Linked DNA regions of Homo sapiens: region 2 is linked to region 1. A link is an interaction called in ENCODE POLR2A ChIA-PET data of the cell type or tissue named here. Cell type or tissue: Caco-2. All regions are shown on one strand. Region 1 overlaps STAG1 (STAG1 cohesin complex component). Region 2 overlaps STAG1 (STAG1 cohesin complex component).

Evidence for each region. Peaks named below come from ENCODE experiments on the same cell type or tissue, not always from the same donor. Only the 100,000 strongest peaks of a DNase experiment are listed, where the experiment ranks them.
Region 2: POLR2A ChIA-PET joins it to region 1 with 6 read pairs; 2 of 35 experiments call an interaction of 5 or more read pairs at or near these places.

Annotation. Positions count from the first base shown.
Region 1 is chr3:136,402,146-136,407,145 of GRCh38, forward strand. The region is part of intron 21 of STAG1 (STAG1 cohesin complex component); the gene reads right to left. Among named protein-coding and RNA genes, the nearest start is that of PCCB, 150 kb to the left of the region's middle. In Caco-2, no CTCF peak of the experiment used is centred here; no DNase peak of the experiment used is centred here.
Region 2 is chr3:136,614,465-136,619,464 of GRCh38, forward strand. All of the region lies in intron 3 of STAG1 (STAG1 cohesin complex component), which reads right to left. Among named protein-coding and RNA genes, the nearest start is that of STAG1, 140 kb to the right of the region's middle. In Caco-2, no CTCF peak of the experiment used is centred here; a DNase peak (open chromatin) is centred at 2,787.

The sequences.
Region 1 (5,000 bases):
AAAAGGAAAATCAATAAGTAGAATGCTGCAGGAACTAGTTGAGAGTTAGAGCTGATTTTATTTTTTTAATTTAATTTAATTTTTTTGGGGGGGACAGAGTCTCACTCTGTCACCCAGGCTGGAGTGCAATGGTGTGGTCTTGGCTCACTGCAACCTCCTCCTCCCGGGTTCAAGTGATTCTCCCGCTTCAGCCACCTGAGTAGCTGGGACTACAGGTGCGTGCCACCACACCCGGCTAATCTTTGTATTTTCAGTAGAGATGGGGTTTCACTATGTTGGCCAGGCTGGTCTCGAACTCCTGAGCTCATGATCTGCCCACCTCAGCCTCCCACAGTGTTAGGATTACAGGTGTCAGCCACCGTGCCCGGCCTAGCTGATTTTACTTTAAAATTTTCAGGTTTCAGACCAGGCACAGTGGTTCACATCTGTAATCTCAGCATTTTGGCAGGCCGAGGCGGGTGGATCACCTGAGGTCAGGAGTTCAAGACCAGCCTGGCCAAGATGGTGAAACCCCGTCTCTACTAAAAATATAAAAAATTACCGGGTGTGGTGGCACATGCCTGTCTCAGCTACTTGGAGGCTGAGATATGAGAATCACTTTAACCCAGGAGGAGAAGGTTGCAGTGAGTCGAGATCATGCCACTGTACCCCAGCGTGGGTGACAGTGAGACTCTGTCTAAAAAAGAAAAAAAAATAATAAATTTTCAGGTTTCAGATCACTCAAGCAAAAGATACTTCCAATGTGCCTACTTGAGACTGACAATAACTCTTAAGAATTGGAGGTATGAGGAATGACCTGGTCCTGGGTGCAGTGGCTCACGCCTGTAATCCCAGCACTTTGGGAGGCCGAGGTGAGTGGATCACCTGAGGTCAGGAGTTCTAGACCAGCCTGGCCAACATGGCAAAACCCTGTCTCTACTAAAAATACAAAAATTAGCTAAGCATGGTGGCACATGCCTGTATTCCTGGTTACTAAGGAGGCTGAGGCAGGAGAATGACTTGAACCTGGGAGGCAGAGGTTTTATGAGTCAAGATCACACCAATGCACTCTAGCCTGGGCGACAGAGTGAGACTGTCTTAAAAAAAAAAAAAAAAAAAAAAAAAAAAAGAAAAGAAAAGAAAAAAAAAAGAAAAAGGAAAAGGGAAGAAAAAAAGAATTAGAGGAATAAGTGGTGCGCTGCCTTTGGTGCAAAATTAATGAGATGATGTCAGGATTTTATTAAACATAATTAAATGATTGACTCATGTCAGAATGCAGAAAATAGACTACTGGAACATTGTCAAGTTATAAACATTAGTGCTAAAAAAATTACCCTAATACACTAGAAGATGTTCAATGGTCCTGAGATACCTTAAGGTAAATTCTAAATTATAATATTAAGTACAATAATAATGAGGTCTGAATGGAAAAGACAAGATTTGAATTTGAAACAACCCTATCTGTTAAATTACTAGAAGAGTGATATATAAATTAATAGTAATCAATGGGAAATTAAGCTGGAAAAGAGTAATGTTGAAGAATTGCTTTATTTTGGTTATGTCATTGTCCTACTCATTATAAATATCACTTCCTTTCCTTCTACTTTTCTATTATTCTACACTATAAATATTTCAGGCTGTTTCATAGTTTTAAAGAAGTTTCTTGTCAGGGGTTATGAGGGAACAGAGACACTTGGCCATCCCATTACCTGTTTCAAATATAGAATTTCCATTCTAATCTGTTTCACACATTGGTATTCCTTTTAAGTTTACTTTTAAAGGGACTCCACTGCATTACCTTAAAATAAAAAGCTTGCTCTTATTGACTTGGAAACATTCTGCTTTCTCGCAGACATAATTCTATAACAATATAGCTTATCAGACACCATTTAGAACTTCTCCTGTCAAGCTTCACTCTTAGCCATTTTGATATTTTGTCCTCCACACCAGCAATGTTATCCTAACTTGTCCAGAAATCATTGTTCAGTAACTTCGTCTTTCTGGAGGACAAATGACACAAGAAACAAGGAACAAAAAATTGAAAAAGGCAAAAGCCACTGTTGCAACCTTGAGTACCATACTCTTTCTGCCTTGGATTAACATTGCTCTGAGCCTGGAGAGGATCATCAAATGACAGCAAGTCATTATTAGTCTGATGACTAATAATTTCTTCCAACCCATCTTCTCTGCCCTCCTGTTTCCATGAGGAAATGGTGTTCCTAGGAGGAAACGCTAATGTGTATTGCACATTTCTAGGCAAATTAACAAGTAGGAGTGCCTTTTCTATCTTTTTATCTTCTCCTGTCTGCCAGGACACCAATACCCCATGAAAACTTCGGTCCCTGAATGACTGGGGAGAGCAATTAACACCCTACTCCCCCTAATGATACTTTACGGTTATGGGTGTGAGAAATAAATTTCTATGTGTTAAGCCACTCAGATTTTGAAATTAACTGATTATAGCAGCCAGCACTACTTTAATCAAAATAAAATTGTTATTAGTCCCTTTCCTTAATAGTTCTTTAAAAGAACTATACCTTTTTATCTCTGACTAGCTGGCTGAATCAGTGAGAATCATTCAGCTTGTGGCTAATGACAGATATCACACATCTTGAAGATTAATTTTCTAATTAATGTAAAGCTTCTGGAATGTTTAAGTTTAGAAAACTGAGTTTACCTGGAAAACAAAGTCTGAATTAAGACTAGAGAATAATAGTAAGGAAAATAATTATGCATATATGTGTGTGTGTGTGTGTGTGTGTGTGTGTATACATGCATATTACCCACACCTATAGGACATGTTTAAAAACCTAAAAATCCACGTAATGACAGTGGAAAATCTGGGCTCTTCTATTTTTCTGTTGGCAAGAGACCTTAAATAGAAGGAGGCTCAAACTTTTTAGTGGACATGTGCATGATAAAAGAGTGAACTAAACTTAATTGTGTCTGATAGCCAATATTGGTCTATCATTTTTAGACTGGGTTAATATGAGCGACAATTAACATCCTCTTCAAAAAATGAGCATTTAGATGCAAATAAATAATCAATATGGCTTTCCCAAAGAGGATATAAGGCTGGCAAATAAATAAACACATGAAAAAACCTCTTTTTTTTTTTTTTTTTTTTTTTTTTTTCAGACGAAGTCTCACTCTGTTGCCCAGGCTGGAGTGCAGTGGCATGATCTCGGCTCACTGCAACCTCCATCTCCCAGGTTCAGTGAATTCTTGTGCATCAGCTTTCCGAGTAGCTAGGATTACAGATGTGTGCTACCATGCCCAGCTAATTTTTATATTTTTAGTAGAGACAGGGTTTCACCATGTTGGCCAGGCTGGTCTCAAACTCCTGGGCTCAAACGATCTGCCTGTATCGACCTCTCAAAGTGCTGGGATTATAGACATAGGACACCGCGTCCAGCCTCAACATCTTTAGTATTAGGAAAAATATGTTAGGCCAGGTGTGGTGGTTCATGCCTGTACTCCCAGCACTTTGGGAGGCCCAGGTGGGTGGACAGCTTGAGCCCACAAGTTCAAGACCAGCCTGGGCAATGTGGTGAACCCCGTTTCTATTAAAAATACAAAAAATTAGCTGGGTGTGGTGGCAGGTGTCTGTAATCCCAGATTGTGCCACTGCGCTCCAGCCTGGGTGACAGAATGAGACTCTATCTCCAAAAAAAAAAAAAAAAAAAAAAAAAAAAAAGGAAAAATGTTAAAAGCATGATGAGATACCACTATATACTTAGAAGGATGGCTAAAGTAAAGATTATCAAGTACCAATGACGATACACAATAACTGAAGCTCATACATTGTTAGCAGGAATGCAGAATGGTACAGCCACTCTGGAAAATGGTTTGACAGTTTCTAATAAAGTTAAATATATAATTACCATAAAACCTAGCAATTTTACTCTGGGGCATTTACTTAATAGAAATGAGTACTTATGAATTCAGACAAAAATTTGCATACAAATGTTCATGACAGACTTAATTGTGATAGCCAAATACTGGACACAACTCAATGTCCTTCAGTAGCCGGATGGATAAAGCAAACTGAAGTATCCACACAGTGGAATATTACTCAGCAGTAAAAAGGAACCAACTTTGACTCACACAACTTGAATTAATGTCAAAAACATTACTTTCAGGAAGATATTATGCTCAGTGAAAGACATGCTCTCAACGGTTACATGCTGTATGATTTCATTTATTTGGAAATCTTAGAAAGATGAAACTATAGTAATGAAAAACAAATCACTGATGTCCAGGAGCTTCAGTTGGGGTGAGCATATGACTATAAAAGGATAGCATGAAGAAGTCTTCTGGGATGATGAAACTGTTATGTATCTTGATTATGGTGATGACTACAAAAATCTAAACACATTAAAATTCATAAGACTGTACATAAATAAAAAATTAGTCATTTTTATTGTATAATAATTCAAAATAATATGGCAGAGTAAAATTCACTGTAACATTTTTAAGGAAATATTAAGAAATACATAAACACTGATGCAAATCCTCAGTGATATAAAGTAGCAAACGATTGAGTAAAGAGAAAAGATTAATAAATTCTAGGAAATAGGGGATTGATTATCCAATCAATGTACTGTATTATTAGCAGGATGCTATATCATAAGTTAAAAAAATAAAAAATATCATTAGAAGCGTGAAAAACTCAAGTAAAAAATTCAAGCAGTAAAAGGTTAACTTCCGTGATTAAAGAATTAAAAGATTTCCCAAAGAATGGATACGAAGCAGGCTAATGCACATTAATCCTTGGCAATTCAAGACTCTGAAATTTTATTGTCAAGCTTACATATAAATTCCAAATATTGGAAACAAGGAAGTGTAAAAAGAAAAATCACATATTAACAGTGTGGTGTAGAGATTATATTCTCTTTTTGCAATCTCTTTTTTTTTTTGAGACAGAGTTTTGCTCTTGTTGCCCAGGCTGGAGCGCAGTTGCGCAATCTCAGCTCACTGCAACCTCGGCCTCTGGGGTTCAAGCGATTCTCCTGCCTCAG
Region 2 (5,000 bases), 210 kb after region 1:
CTGAAATACCTGAAAGAAAGCCTGCAGCAACACAGTAAGTAATGAATTTCATGGAAAATATGTTACATATACATAGGAAGTCATTAATCTTCACTGTTCCTATATAAAAATGATGCAATCTAATCTCAGAATTTACAGCAATCTTTAGGACAACTGTATACTATTCAATTTAAATGTGTATCTACATTTCTAGTAAACTGTTTTAAATACACAAATTAGCCCTGCTGTGTAGGAAAATAACTTATCCCAAATACTCTATTCCAAAGCTCTAGAATAGGTTAAGTTGCAGTATGAATGTGCAATGACTTTCCTAGAAGTTTTAAGAAACAAAGATACAAAAACATTCTTTAACCTTTGTGCCTTATCTGGCATAATGAGCTGTGAATGTGAAATAATCCACACCGTATCACAAATAATATATATTAACTTTTTTGGGGACTGCATAATGCAAAAATTTTATACATACACAATTAAAAGATAAAGAGATAAATACGTGCAATATAAAATAATAAACTATAGTATACAAAGATACTTTTAATGGAATTTTGGTTTATGATAAGTGCTAAAAACCTTCTAAGAGAAACATTATTTTTAGTACCGAGAAGCAGGAAAAGTTTCACAAAAAAATTATGCTGCAAGTTGGGACTTCATGAACTCATAAAATTAGTTAAGAATTAGTATTAGTAAGATTAGCATATGTAGAATTTAGAAAACAAGGGTTCCAGAACGAAAAAACACAATGAGCAATGGTGTGAATGTGGGAAAGCAAAAGCCATACATGAAAAAACAAGAGACAGATAGATACCTGACTAAAAAGTTGTGAACAGGGAAATACAATAAAATATTAGGTGTAATATTAGGTTAGTTGAAGATACCCCACACTTTTTCATAAAATGGCATTGCCTGTGAGCTGAGATCGTGTCACTGCACTCCAGCCTGGGTGACAACAAGACTTTGTCCAAAAAAAAAAAAAAAAAAAAAAAAAAAGGAGTGGGGGCACTGCCTGCTTTTTGAATAAGAAAAAACATATTCGTGGCCGGTCGGTGGCTCACGCCTGTAATCCCAGCACTTTGGGAGGCCGAGGCAGGCAGATCACGAGGTCAGGAGATTGAGACCATCCTGGCTAACACGGTGAAACCCCATCTCTACTAAAAATACAAAAAATTATCCGGGCGTGATGGTGGGCACCTGTAGTCCCAGCTACTTGGGAGGCTGAGGCAGGGGAATGGTGTGAACCTGGGAGGCGGAGCTTGCAGTGAGCCAAGGTCGTGCCACTGCACTCCAGCCTGGGCAATAGAGCAAGACTCCAAATCAAAAAAAAAAAGAAAATGAAAAAAAAGAAAAAACATATTCCCACCCGGCACTATTAAAAAGGATGAAATAGAAAAAGACAAAGACCAAAGGTAGGAAGCTAACAGTACAGCTGCCAATAAAGTAAGCCCTAAAGATACAAACTTGGGAAATGTAAAATAAAGGACAGATGTGGAAGACACAGTGAGCTTATAAAGTAAAAGTCATCAGACGCTGGGCGCAGTGGCTCGCACCTGTAATCCCAGCACTTTGGGAGGCCAAGGCGGGTGGATCACGAGGTCAGGAGATCAAGACCATCCTGGTTAACACGGTGAAACCCCGTCTCTACTAAAAATACAAAAAAAGTAGCCAGGCATGGTGGTGGGCACCTGTCGTCCCAGCTACTCGGGAGGCTGAGGCAGGAGAATGGCATGAACCTGGGAGGCGGAACTTGCAGTGAGCCGAGATCGCGCCACTGCACTCCAGCCTGGGCGACAGAGCAAGACTCCGTCTCAAAAAAAAAAAAAAAGTCATCAGACCTCAAATTTCAATAGATAAAGGAGACAGGACAAGAGACTTGGAGATGAGGAAATGTAACAATGACTCAGGTCTTAATTCTGTGTTCTTGGAACTGTGGTAGTCTTTAACATAATTAAGGAAGTCAGAACTAAAAACTAGTCTAGTCAGTAGAAGAAAATTCTAAATGAAAAATTAAGAAAACAACAAAGACAGCTTAAAAAGAAGTCCAACTAATATACTTCCTAAAGTGATCACAAAAGAGTGCACATTTAAGCTCCAAAAAAATTTTTTATAGAGATCTTTGTTTCTTAGAAAAATAAAAATAGAAAAAGTAGTACAGAAAATTATAAATAGGCTGGGCCCAGTGCCTCATGCCTGTAATCCAGCACTTTAGGAGTCCTACTGGGCAGACTGCTTGAGCCGAGGAGTTTGAGACCAGCCTGGGCAACATGACGAAACCTTGCCTCTACAAAAACTTAGCCGGTGTGGTGATGCATGACTGTAGTCCCACTCCAAAGGCTGAGGTGGGAGAATCACTTGAACCTGGGAAATCGAATCTGTGGTGAGCTGTGATCATACCACCTTTATTCACAAATAATGAACAATATAGAAAGTACTGATTTAAACTTCACCACTTAAAAATTAGAAAAGACTTAACCATTATAAGCAGTAACATAGCATATACCCATATATTTTGCTGTGTGAAAGGCAATAATATATGTCAAAAGCTTTCAAAACAAACAGCATATACTAACAAACTTCACTTCTAGAAATTTAGGATTAAAAAAAACAATGGCTATACAGCAAAACTTACTTGCAAAACAGTTCATGTCAGCATGGTTTAGAATAGTTAAGAATTTTTAACATAAATGCTCAACATGGCACCAACTCTGCAATTGGTTTGTCAGTGTCCCACATTAACTCCCTGGGCCTGGTCATTCAGTTTCCAGCCTCTGCTGAGTCCCTCATACTATTCCAAGTGTAGCAGGGGAAATTGAGAGGCCCTTCCTCAAGCTCTGGTCTTAATGGAGGTACAAGGGAGACATCTACAGGGAACCATGAGATCATTGGTGTTGGAAATGCTAAGTCAGTCCTTCTTTAGGCTGGATGTTGGTAGTGGTCATCACAAAGTCCATATATTTTATATCCAGGCCTTCACCTGGCCTATGGACTTATACCCATGTGCCTGGTTTATCAGTTCAATGGTTCTTCAGCCCATTACAGATAAGGAGCTATACTGAAGATCAAGGAGGAACCACTGGAGTCTGAATGTTCCTGAAAGATTGACTTAGTCCTAGCTTAGTCCTCATAAAACCTGGTAACAACAGGGTTGGTACTTTTACTCTCTATTTTACAGGAGTTATAACAGATTGTTAAAGGACAACCAAGAAAGGACAAAAGAAGTGACAGTCAGAGGTTGAGAGGAGCCAGAAAAAATCTAGCAGACATCTGCCACCACATTGTAACATGGTGGTTCCTATCACAACGCTGGGTCAAAAAGAGATTGATTTGATTTATAATGCTAAACCAAGAGGGTGGGCAAATAAAAATTTTGGTATTTAAAAGAAAAAAAAACTTTGGAATTTGAATATTATGAAATTCCCAACAGTCTACATTAAACTACCAAATAATTTTAAAGATCCAATTTTTATAAGTGACCTGTTAACTTACCCTTCTGGTACTCATTAATCTTTTGTTGTGCATTCTCCATCTTCTATGTATGAATAGACATTTAAAAATAAAAACTGTATCTTTTTATTGTTAGATATGAGTTCTAAATTTCTTTTCAAAGAAAAGTATGTTCAATTCTTTGCCTTCTACTTTTAAACTTAACTTCCTCATAAAGCAACCTTTTCCAATTACCTGCTCCACCCTGACTCATTCCAATCACCTGCTCCACCCTGACTCATTCCGATCACCTGCTCTGTCATAACCATTTTTCCCACCAAACCACTCACCCCGTCACTCTCTTTAAATTAGCCAATCGGAATTAGTTTAGCCTGGGTGGTCTAACCCTAGCCAATAAGGGAATGACACAGCAGCAGGCGCCACATGCGTCAGGGATAAGAACCCCTTCCCCTCCCTTGTCCAAGTGTGCACTCACCATTGTTCCATCTGTAAGGGCGCACCCTTCTATAGAAGTACCTTGCCTTGCTGAGAATTAAAAGAACATTTTATATTCAAGTGCTATTTCTTTTGCAGCACTGAAACTTTATATACAACATTATTTACCTCTCCTACTCAGCCTATGCAAATATGAAAGTTAAATAATGTTGAGAATATAGAAGTGCTGGTTCTCACTAAGAGAAAAAAATCCATAATAAAACACGAGAGACTAAAGAGGGGTTAAGGTTAGAGAGGTGCTGATTTACATGACAACTACAAGCAACATAAAATCCTGGACTAGACCCTGATTCAGGAAAAGAATAGTTTTTCTTTTCTTTAAGGGATTAGATTATGACAACTGGCAAAATCTAAATGAGATGTATAGATATCATTCTTATATCAATATTATTTTCATATTTTCATAACTGTACTGTGGTTATGTAAGAAAAAATGTCCTTGACTGCAAAGAAATACACACTAAACTATTAGAAATAAAGTGCTGCGAAGAGATATTCTACAAAACAATACTGAATTTAAAAAAAAAGTAACATCATGTCTGCAACTTACTCCAAAACAGTTCAAAACTAATAGATACCAAAATACTTATCTCTGCATATGTCATAAAAAATCCATATTTACATGTGTATATGTGTGTACATACATAGAGGAGAAGACAGAAGCAAAGAGTGGGAATATGATAAAGCAAATGTAGTAAAATGCTAACATTAGGACAATGTGCATGAAGGACAGCTGACAATTCTTCATAGAATTCTTAGAATCCTTCTGTGTTGGAAATTATTTCAAAATGAAAAATTTTTTAAACACCAAAGGGCAGGGGGTGGGGCAGTGCTTATTTAACAAAATTAAAACACCATTCACTCATTAAACATTTACTGAACACTTACTGCAGGTCAGACACTAGTAAATAGCAGAAGACACACTAGATAAAAATTCCTGCCTTCACACAACTTACATTCCAGTTGTAGGAGAGAGACAATAAGCAAGTAAGTAAAATGTATGTTACGTTAGCGCAAGGGGAAAACAGTTAAGTCATATTGGGTAGAGGTGGCGATTTGCAATGTTAA